Regions from separate parts of the Homo sapiens genome. Here region 1 is linked to region 2. The links are chromatin contacts, found by Hi-C or POLR2A ChIA-PET in ENCODE. All regions are on one chromosome and are shown on one strand. Each heading gives the region's core, a stretch centred on a gene start or an enhancer-like site at or near the end of the contact. The rest is flanking DNA. Distances are from core to core; before and after follow the strand shown.

Region 1 (5,321 bases), core at 795-3,294, 1.9 Mb before region 2:
CTTAAAAAAAAAAATTATGGCTGGTTAACAGGTGTAACCCCTGACTACTGCAGAAAAGCCTCTCTAAAAGTGCTCTTCTCTACTGCCCAACCCCATTTCCACTCTATAAAAGGTGCTCAAATAGCTGAGTTGATTTTTAGTGCAGTGCAAACTCCTGAACCTGGTATTAATGATATTTATAGCCTTGTCCCTATTTATTTGCCCCATTTTCTCTCTCCCCTGTCTGCACAGGCCCTGTACTCTGGTTCAATCTTTTTGAACCACTACTGGAAACATTGTTCACATAAGCTGATTTTCATACGTTGCCTTGAATTATATTTTACATCTATTCAGCTTTTTCAGCTTGTCTTATCCCCCCAACTAGACTGTTGACACCTTAAATACAGAATGAGCCCATGTGATAATTTCCTCCTGCACCTGCTCAGCACCTAGTGCTACTTAATTGCCCACAGTAAGCAAGTAAGTAAATGATTTGATAGCTGCAGGGGACCCCAGCACTCTTACCTGTCATTCTCAGGAATCTCTTCCACATTGCCAAAGCCAGGTGTGGGCACTGGGCAGTCCATGTGTGAGGGCTGGGCAATGTGGGGCTCAAAGACGGGGCTGTCCCCGGGAGAGGCCGCGTGGGCTTTCTCGGCATCCAGCCGAGCCAGTTCGTAGTCACAGACGAAACACTCGAAGCCGTTGAGGTAGTTAGGCAGCAAAGGATCATTCACTCCCCACTCCCGATGCTTCAGACTATCCAGAAGAAATTGGTTGGTGATGCCCCCAGGTTGCTTGTATGCCAGGTATTTCATATACTCCTCATCATTCTTGTCCAGAAAGTCAATAAACTCTGCCAGCTTCTGAGGAGACTCAAAATCATCAATCAGGATGACGGAGTGATTGTTCGGCATCCAGTCCCTCACAGAGGGAGAACCGCGGTACACGGGCACAGCGCCCAGGTGCATGGGACGCCACAGTTTTTCTGTCATGTAGTCGTTACAGATGGCATTTTCCAGGGCCAAGTGGAACTTATAGCGGGACAAGAAAGCCAAGAGCTCTGGATCCTCGGTGGTGGCCGTGGCTGTGTCCTGTAGCCGCGCGGTAGGCAGCTCCCGATTCTGCAGGCATTTCCCGTAGGAGTCTACCTAGACCGGGTACAGTAAGGCTGTCATGAGGGTGCGGCCCTGGAGGCCTGGACACCTGGAGTCCTGGACACCTGGAGTCCTGGACACCTGGAGTCCTGGCCTCAACCCGCCCTCTCCTTTTCCTTCCCTCCGGCCCGCCCTCACTCACCGGGATGTGGCGCATGAGCTCGCGCACGTAGCGGTCCCGGTCCGCTGGCACGTCGCAGTGTGACTGCAGATAGAGCAGCGGCGCGTAGCCGCGGCGGCGCCACTCCGCGCGTTCCATGGGCGGAGGCACCGGGCGGCGCAGATAGGCGGTCCCGGGCAGCCACTGCAGCGACAGCGGGTAATCCGAGTGGCGACTGAAGGTGGAGGTAAGATTGAAGAGGCGGATGCCCGGGCCGTGGCTCAGCAAGAAGTTGTTGAGGGGCGACTCCTCGTGGAGGAGCGCCCAGCTCTGGTGCGCCAGGCGCGGCAGCGGGGCGGCCGACGCGCGGAAGTCTGTGCCGTAGAAGAGCAGCGCGCGCGTCCGCGAGTCCCTCAGCGCTCGGCGGTTCCGGGACGCCACGCACGCGCCGCGCGCACACTCGATGCGCTCCGAGTCTCCCGGGAAGTGGGGGAATAGCCCTGGGCTCCACCACAGCAGTACCGGCAAGTCCCCCGCCTCCTCCCTCCCTGGCCGCGGCGTCCCAGAGCTGCGCGTCACCCCCACTGCGCCCAGCGCCGAGGGCGGCCGGAAAACCGCGCCATCCCACGGTTCCGCCCACTCCGCCTCCCCGCCGGCCTCCCTCTCCGCTACGGACCCATGGCCGCTGGCTGCACAGACACTGAGCACCCCTAGAAGGACCAACACCACCCTAATGGGGCCGGCCGCCATGTCCACTCCGGCAGCCGGCGCCCCCTCGGCCAGCACCGACCCCGCCCAGCGGATAGTCGTGACCGGACGAGGCCCTACGCCACGGGGGCACGTGGCGCATGCGCAGCTCGCTCAGCCGACGGCCAGGACTAAAAGCAAAGTGAGCTTTCGGGAGTAAAGATGAGGCTAATGGTTACATCTTAATTTATTTTATTTCTTTACAAATTAAAGATGCATTGAAAAATAAACCAATGAAGAGAAATGAGAGGTCCAGAGCAGGGGCATCCCAGGTGGGGAGCAGGCAAGCCTGGCCACCATCAAGCCTAGCCCTTGTCCTGCCCCCAAGCCAGTTGGGGTTGGAAGATAACTGTCAGCCACTCAGTCAATACCAAAGCCCAAGCGGTGTCCCAGCAGGAGAGAACGGCGCTCCAGCTGCCTCTGCCTCTCTCCCCAACAACCCCGGGCCTGGAGAAGCAGTGTTTCTCGTGGGAGCTCAGAGTGGGATGTGAACTGGCTCTGTGAGGTATTGCAAGTTGATGACCAGGCTCCCTAGGCTCCCTACAGAACCATCCAGTGTTGGGGCCTCTCCAGCTGGAAAGGAAGCTGGTACCTCTACCAGATCTTAATATATTTTGCAACTCAGTTCTCCGGTCACCTCTGACAGTGTGCCTCTCTATCCACGGAGTGATCATCAATCATTGCAGGAGAGAGCGAGCGAGCAGTGAAAGCAGAGAAACTTGACTGCTAACCTCCAGGCCCAAGAAGGACTGACCACTTTTCTCTCCACCACCTATGGGCTATACCCCAGCTCTTGTGCACCTATATGTTTTATCCCTAATATAGGAAGTTGTGGATGACACTGAGCCCCCTGTAGTAACCTTAGGATCCCCACTCTTTCCTGCCTGCCCCTCTCCTCTTGGGAGACTGGTCCAAAGGGACACATAATATTGCCAGGGTCTGGGTGCCTCCAAACCCCCAATACCGAATCATATACAGTGAACTGAGAAGCTACATTCATTATGACAGGATTAGCAGGAAAAAGAGGGTAGAATGAGGGAACAGGGGCACCTTCCATCAGCAGGACATGACAGAGTGGCAGGATACTTGAGCCCAGAAAGAAGGTGTCTCCTTATATCTCCCCCTCCCCCCAGAGAGACTGAGGTCAGCTTACATAAGATATGTTACTGTCCCAATTTCTCTGACATCCTGGGGTGCTTTCTGGAAGCTAGCCTGGGCCCTATGCCATTTACCCACTTGCTTTAGCTCAGTAGCTGCCGAATCTCCTTGTGCATATGACAGAGAAAGTCCACATAAGATGCTCCCCCACTCAGACTCTTGTCTTCCACCAGGAAGTGCTTGAACAGCATCTCCATCTTGTCTTCCTGTTTCACCACGGTAAGCTACGGCCAGAATTCAGGGTTCATAAGGCAAGGCCAAAGGAAATTAAACATGCCCAGAAATCTCATTAGGCAGTCACTTACTCATTCCCCACCCAACCCCCACTTCTAGGTGAGGACTTGACAAGGTAAGAAATCCAGGGTTCAGATCAGTGTTACCTTCATGTACCGGGATCTCTGTGCCCGTAAGCTATCAATGAGGCCTCGAACCTTCTTGGACAGTGGATTATCCAGAACTGGCAGAACACTCTAGAACACAAAATTCATTTATCCTTATGGTAAGGCACTCTGAGTTCAGTCAAGGTGGGGCAGCATACATGTATGCATCATCTGAAACAGGCAAACCTGGGAAGAATGACAGCAACTGCCCTTGTCCCCAAGTGTTCCCTGATATTTGAGGGTACTAGCACACTAACTATATTGGCTCCCAATTGTTTCACAAAGTATACTTCCACACCCATATTCTCCTTGACTCCCTGCCCTCACCAAACCACTGGTGATCTGACTGAAGGAGGAGACGCTGAAAAGGCTCTGGACAACACCCTGTTGGACGCTTGCTCCCACCCAGAGGAAGAGGTTGAGCCCATTCTCCAGTAAATATATATCCCCATTGCTTAGACGCTCTTCAGAGGCTCGAACTGCTGGTGGTTCGGTAGTACTCTCAACGGGAGACTTTGTCTAGACAAAAGGAAGGGAGCAAAAGGTTACCAAGGACCATAAGACAAGTCTGCCCCCCCGCACCACACACAAAATTTTGAAAGCTAAGTCCTCAGACACCACCCCTTCTGGGGTCTCAGTAACTCTCTCAGTGTGAAAATTACATCAGCTAAAATACATAAAAACAAATTCCACTAGTGTCTGACTGATACTAGCCTATCCTTTCCTCCTCCTAAGAGGCCCTTTGCTCCGTGCAAGATCTCATACTCCAACCCTCAATCGCACCAAAGGTAAGAGCCGAGGGTAGAAGAAGACATTGGTCTCAGTCACATCCATGGAGGTAACTAGCTGTCGGACATAGGCACGGTCATCAGTAGTGACTTCAGCTCCAGGCTGCAGGACATCACTCTTCAACACACAGTTCAGGTAAACTGGGAGTAGCTTCATGCACTCAGGAAGGATCAACTGAGGGGATTATCAAAATAAAGTCAATGATCATGAGAAATCCCTCCCAAATGCAAACATTTGTCCCAACAACCCCACCTCCCACTAATATACTTGCCCCACCTGTCCTGCAGAGGAGGGGCTAGCACAGTTCTTTCTGTAACAGGCCAGGATCTGGGCACACTGGGTGATGAGCGTGTCACGAACAGCCTTCACAGGGCTATTCAGGACTCCCCGATATGCTGGATGGGAAAGCAAAGATAGTCACTGGTCAGCTGCCCATCATGTGTGCATTCCCACCATCACAACTACCCACTCACCATCCTGGACCTCTCAGCCCCAATCCCACCCTGCCCTGCTTCTACCCTCACCAAACTTGGCCATGTAGTTGATGAGCGTGTCAGTCTCACAGTTTCGATATAGATCAGCCAGCTGGGTGCAGCAGTTCAGGGCCAGATTATGGATGCGGAGCCGACGCTGCCCTGCACAGCTGGTGTAAAGCAGGGCACACTAGGGGAAAGGAGAAAGGGGGAACTCACACCCCTCCCTCACAAAGGCCCTTTGCTACACTATTAAACTGGAAGAGAGAAATGAGCCACTCCCGTGCCCTGTCTCTTCTTTTAGTGCTCTCTACCCATTCCTCACCCTCTTCTATACCAAGCGAATGAAACACTTCCTGCCCAGCCCCGCCTCCCGCCTGCCACCTGCAGGAGAGCTCCGCTCTCTTCATTGAGCCGATCGTCATGCTTGAACTCCACAGTCACTGTTTTGTCCCCATCTAGCCCAGCCAGCTCCACATCTGTCGTGTTGCTCATGTAGAAAGCTCCAAAGAAATCTACAGCACGGATACCTGAGGCC
Region 2 (5,695 bases), core at 1,896-4,395:
CGAAACCAGCCTGGCCAACACGGCAAAACCCTGTCTCTACTAAAAATACAAAAATTAGCTGGGCATGGTGGCAGGCGCCTATAATCTCAGCTAGTTGGGAGGCTGAGGCAGGAGAATCGCTTGAACCCGGGAAGTGGAGGCTGCAGTAAGCCGAGATCGTGCCACTGCACTCCAGCCTGGGCGACAAGAGCAAGACTCTGTCTCAAAAGAAAAAAAAAAGAGCCCGTTGTTCCAAGCTGTCTTGCCAGGCCCTTGAACTAAGAAGTGAAGTGCTCAATTTGCCCCGAGTGCTGTTCATGTCTTTATGACACATTTAATTGGAAATCTTTAGGAGGTCAAACATTCTAAGAACTTTTTTGGAGTTCAGCATACTGCCTCAGAGAAGGAAGCTGGTATTTGGGGGTAGGGTGTGGGAGGATGAGAATAGAGATTAAAGGCTTTGCTGGCCACATGTTTTGAGAAATAACTCACGAGAAAGTGTTTTTGGGTAGTGTTTATTTATTAGTTATAAATGCTGAAAATGTTATCTGCCTTGTTAGAGTGAAGACTTGGAGCTCCTCGGAGCTCTTTTAGTTCAGCCCACCACTGAAAGGATCCCTCTTATATAGAATTGCTCATAAGTTATGCATTTTGTTTCTGCTTGTTTGCTTCCACTGTTGGTGAGGTCATCACCTAATGATGCCACTCATTCTCTCTTTTTTTTCTGAGACAGGCTCTGGCTTTATTGCCCAGGCTGGAGTGCAGTGGTGCTGGGGCACTGGAGTGCAACCTCCGCCTCCTGGGCTCAATCGATCCTCCCACCTCAGCCTCCTTGGTAGCTGGGACTACTGAGGCGTGCACCACCACGTCCAGCTAATCCGTTCTCTTTTTATGCCCCTGGGTGGATGTTAAATGCATTCTTTACCTGGAGCTGTGGTCTGCTTCCTTGCACCCATTGTTCAGAGATCTGTGGTCTGGAGCCACTCATACCAGCTCCACACCCTGGTGGAAGGTGTACGGGATTCTCCCCCTCCTTGGAGATGACCGCGTGTCTCTGAAACATTCCTTCTCCCGTCACTCATCCCCAGTCCTCCAGGGGACTCTCTGGGTGGGGCCCCAGGCCCTCCCCTCCCTGGCCTCTGCTGAGCAGCTCACGTTGCTCATGGGCGTGTCTCTCCTGGTGCTATTGGCCCTTGCTGTTCTGTTTTCCCTTTGAGTCTGCACAACTTCTCATGGAACCCTGTTAGTGCCATTTGCCCATCTTGTTCTCTTGGACTCTGTGTTAGCCTCTCTTGGCTCTTGCTGCTTCCATTTCTCATGTGGACGTTTTTGAATTCGCCTTCCAGTTAGGTGCCTGACATTGGTATCTCCCACCTCCTCTTCAGTTCTGCCACCTTGTGCCTGGGTGGTTGAGACCCACACATGAGCTTGCCTGTCCTGTCCCTCCCAGAAATCCCTGAAGCTTCCTGCAGTATCGCCCACGGGGTTGAGCCCTCACCTTAGGGTGTGTGGGGCAGGTGAGACCATTCCCCCAAGCACCTGAGATCTGTCTGCCTTTGCAGCCTGGCTGCCGCTACTTCCCTTGGCTTCGCTCCTGAAAAGACAGGACAGTTTCTTCCCTTCCCCACAGAGAACTGGACTCCTTTGGAATGTTCTGGAATTCCCCACTCCCTCTCCACGTAGCCAGCCTTTTCTGTCACCATCTTGCAGGTGCCAATTCCAATTTCGTTTTGAGGAAGGCTCCGTTAGCATTGCCTTGCCGCTCCCATTCCCACCGATGCGTGGGATCACACACCATTACTTAGATGTCTGTTCCTCCTGCTCTTTGGGGTAAAGAAAATCGTGACTGTTCATTTGTTCTTTGGCCTGAGGGCCTCGGGCTCTGCGCAGTCAGTGGAGCTGGTAGCCATGCCTTCAGCTGGGTTGTTTACCTGCTTGTGTGGAGAAAAACCACCCTTGCCTGTAGAGCTTTATGATTAATCCACAGCTGGGACCTGAGAAGTTCCTCAAGTGCTAGGAGAAATGTGTGTGTAATAAAGTTTCTGGGAAAGGGATCCATGTCCCCAAAAGGTTCTGACCCACTGTTTGATCCCCTCTTAGGAGATCTGCTCTGGGAGTGGGCTTTGCACCTCTTGGCGGCTGGGAGCTCCCCAGCACCACCCAGTGGTGCCTGCCCTGAGGACACGCAGTCTATGAACGTATGTCATCATGTCGTTCATCCTGGGAGATGGAATCCGTTGCATACCACAGGCTGTTTTTGTAACATGCACCTTTATGTTTGGCTTGTGGTTGGAGGTAGAAGGGGGTGTCTTGCTAAGAAGGCACTTTCTAGGAGTTGGAATTTACGTGTTACTTCCTGTGTCCACGGAAATCTGTTTTACGCTGGAACTTGACTTTATAGGCGTACCGAATTCTCCACCATGCGTATCTTTTTGCCTCCAGATCTGAGGAAGAGGCCTGCTGCCATTCAGTAGGTCATGGATTGGGAAGTGACAGTCAGTTTGTATTAGCTGGGCCAGTTTCAGATACAAGGGGCTGCCCAAGATTATTTTCAGTCCAGGTTGGCCGGACCAAAACAAGTAACAAAGTCATCATGGAAAACGATTATTGTTTCACATTCCTAGAGGAAGTAGGCAGCCTACAAAGTATTCTCACATGGGCCTGTGAGAGTGTGTTGTGTTCCGGAAACACTCTAGATTTTGGTCAGCTGTAGCTAGTTCCCTGCTGAGAGGGCTGGAGAAAGTAGCTGGGTGGACATTACACTGGATGAGCATTTTTAAGAATCGGGGGTGCTGGTCACTTGCCCCTGCTTTTGGTGGTGACTCCTCTGTCTTGGCTCTGGTCTCCTGAGGTCTGAGCCCATCCTCTTCTGGCTTCCCTGTGTATCACTCTGCCTTCCTCTGCCTAGAGACTCATTTGGTAGCCTCCTGTTCATCTTGATTTGGAGGTAGGGCTAGGCAGTGTATCATGGTGTCATCATGGGTCCTTTTCAGAGTCCTAGGGGCCCAGGGCCTGCTAGGGTGTGGTGGGAGTCATCAGGTCTGGGGTTCCTATTTGTGCTGTCTCTGTGACCGCACAGTCCCCAGAGCCCTTACCCTCATGACTCAATTCTGCCTCCCCTCCACCGCTCCCCTGAGATTTATAACTGAGGCTGGCGCCAGCCATGCTTGGCTACACTGCGGGCTAACTAAGCTTTTGTGAGCCATCTGGGGAGCTTGGTACTGATTTGCATCTGGCACATGTTTTCCCCTGGAAACTAGAGTCCAAACCAGCAGCCTCTGGAATGTGGCCAGCTTGGTTGAGGTTGCGAACTGGACGTGTTTGTGATTTTGCTCCCAGGGGACAGGGAAGGCTATAATCTGGGCAGCAGATGAATAATTCATTTGCTTGTGTCTGAAGGGGTGAAGGTGATCTGACTCGAGCTTTGTGGGACTCAGTCTTTGTGTGAGTAGCTTGTGGAGGTAGTAATGAAAGAAAGCAGTTCATTCCTTACCCTCTCCTGGAGGAAGAACACGTACTGACCTATACAACACGTGTTTCCTATGTGTGTTACACACGTATGTAGAATTGGCTTACAGAGGGAAGCAGCATACAGCAAGATTCCTGAGGTTCTAAGTGTGTTTCTCAGGTGATTGTGTTTTGTTTTTTTTTTTTTTTTTTCTGTCTCAGACTTGGGTCAAGTATCTATTGCAGCAAAAGTTTGTTCAACCCTACTGAGATGCCTGTTGGAGTTTGACCCTCATGCCACCATCCTCTATGTGTAGTCCGATGTAATCTCTTGTTTCCTAGCTAAATAATTGGGCTAGAAGTGAGATGTGAATCTGAGGATTTTTTTCCCCATTTTTTTGGTTCTAAAATCAAGGACCTGTTTTAAGAAACATAGGCACTCTCAAGGCAGTTTATAAAATATTTTTAGGGCTAGGTATGGTAGCTCACCGCTGGAGTGCAGTGGTGAGATCTCGGCTCACTACAACCTCTGCCTCCTGGGCTCAAGCTATCCTCCCACCTCAGTCTCTCGAGTAGCTGGGATCACAGGTGCGTGCTACCATGCCCGGCTAATTTTTTGTAGAGATGAGGTTTTGCCATGTTGCCCAGGCTGGTCTCGAACTCCTGGACTCAACTGACCCCACCTCGGCCTCTCAAAGTGCTGAGATTATAGGCATGAGCCACCGGCAGCTGGCCATTGTTTTATGTTATAAGGGTATGAATTTTTTTTAATTTTAATTTTTATTTTATTTATTTATTTATTTATTTATTTATTTTTTGAAACGGAGTCTCGCTCTGTCACCCAGGCTCACTGCCAGCTCCGCCTCCCGGATTCACGCCATTCTCCTGCCTCAGCCTCCCGAGTAGCTGGAACTACAGGCGCCCGCCACCACACCTGGCTAATTGTTTTTTTTTGTATTTTTAGTAGAGATGGGGTTTCACTGTGTTAGCCAGGATGGTCTTGATCTCCTGACGTCGTGATCCACCCACCTTGGCCTCCCAAAGTGCTGGGATTATAGGCGTGAGCCACCGTGCCCAGCCTGTTTTTCTTTTTTAAAAAAACCCTTCATTCTACAGTTGTTATCCATTTTACAGAAGTCAAAATCTTCCCTGTATTTGAATTTGTTAGTCTTTTCTCCTATGGTTTCTTTTGTTACTTATGGAAACATTTTAAGGTTATGATGATACCTTATTACTTATGGAAACATTTTAAGGTTAAAGTTCTGATACTCCCTGATACTGTTTAAAGGTAGCTAGAGAGGATGAACGTGAACCAGATACATGAGTCCCTTCTAGCCCTGTGACAGACAAGCCAGCTTCTTGACCGGGACAGGCGTGTATCTGTGTGGCTGGTGTCCCATACAGCTTGGTGAGGGGCTGAGTAGCAGAGTCCAGCTCAAGGACAGTCGCCCTCAGCCCTGGGGAAATAAGTCAGGTCGACCTGGTTTGCTACAAAATGGGCCACCTCCTCACGTTGGTTTTCATTTTAGCTCTAGCCGGCCCGGTCCTTGGACTGAAAGAATGCACCAGGGGCTCGGCAGTGTGGTGCCAGAATGTGAAGACGGCGTCCGACTGCGGGGCAGTGAAGCACTGCCTGCAGACCGTTTGGAACAAGCCAACAGTGGTGAGTGCCGCTGCCCTCCAGTCCCAGCCGCAGCACTCCTCTTGGGTCCCCTTAGAACAGCTGTAACTCACTGCCATATTGACAGAGCACTTTTTCTTGCCTTGTTTTGTTTACTTCTCACTGTGACTCTGTGTGGGAGGCAGGACCTATTGGTGAATGTACCCATTTTACAGCAGAGGAGATGGAGGCTCAGAGAGGTTAAGGTTTCACTCTCCTGAGGCTACCTGGTTTCTTGTGGCAGACAGGATGAGGTCCCCCATGCCTGCGGCTCCAGGTGCCTGCCCCATGCTGCCTCTGGGCCTCTGTGCAGATCCCACTTCTCACCTTAGATAAGAGGCCAGTGGGTTGGCAGTGCCCATTCCCACCACTGGGCACATGGGCGCGGCTCTATCCTTGGTCACTCACTCCAAAAAGTAAATGCTGAGCTTTTCAGGTACTTTCTGCCTGTTTCATATTTTGTTCTCTCCTCACTCCTCTCAAACAGGCAAACTGCTGATTGAGATCCTGGAGTGCAGTTGCCATTTAAAATTGGTTTCCAGCTGTAACCACACTGAGGAAGCTAGCACTGATTTTTCATCTAAATAATGCTAAATGTAGCGTATTAAT

What was found. Hi-C counts contacts between places; a loop is a spot of excess contacts on that map. ChIA-PET counts read pairs that join two places held with the same protein, here RNA polymerase II (POLR2A).
Region 1: a loop to region 2 is called in a map with no recorded cell type, with 7 times the contacts of the local background. The contact joins the promoter of POFUT4 here to the enhancer-like site in region 2. A Hi-C loop is called at or near these places in 1 of 37 single-sample maps with no recorded cell type. POLR2A ChIA-PET finds 5 or more read pairs at or near these places in 1 of 52 experiments (PC-9).

What each region holds. Positions count from the first base shown.
Region 1 is chr10:73,768,999-73,774,319 of GRCh38, reverse strand. POFUT4 (protein O-fucosyltransferase 4) reads right to left here and starts at 2,044. Exons shown (of 3, transcript NM_173540.3): 1 at 1,279-2,044; 2 at 505-1,130. The coding sequence starts at 1,986. SEC24C (SEC24 homolog C, COPII component) reads right to left here. Exons shown (of 23, transcript NM_198597.3): 17 at 5,168-5,313; 18 at 4,835-4,973; 19 at 4,587-4,705; 20 at 4,305-4,484; 21 at 3,849-4,040; 22 at 3,522-3,611; 23 at 2,159-3,365. The coding sequence ends at 3,225. RefSeq lists enhancers at 733-782, 627-1,157, 1,443-1,552, 2,143-2,322 and a silencer at 1,763-1,812.
Region 2 is chr10:71,833,766-71,839,460 of GRCh38, reverse strand. It overlaps PSAP (prosaposin), which reads left to right. Exons shown (of 14, transcript NM_002778.4): 2 at 4,956-5,089. Among named protein-coding and RNA genes, the nearest start is that of PSAP, 15 kb to the left of the region's middle. RefSeq lists enhancers at 507-1,275, 2,046-2,815, 2,719-2,818, 2,929-2,998, 2,816-3,585. Within about 2 kb of position 3,145, at least 26 of the 41 ENCODE cell types and tissues checked have a DNase peak (open chromatin) inside an H3K27ac peak, as active enhancers do.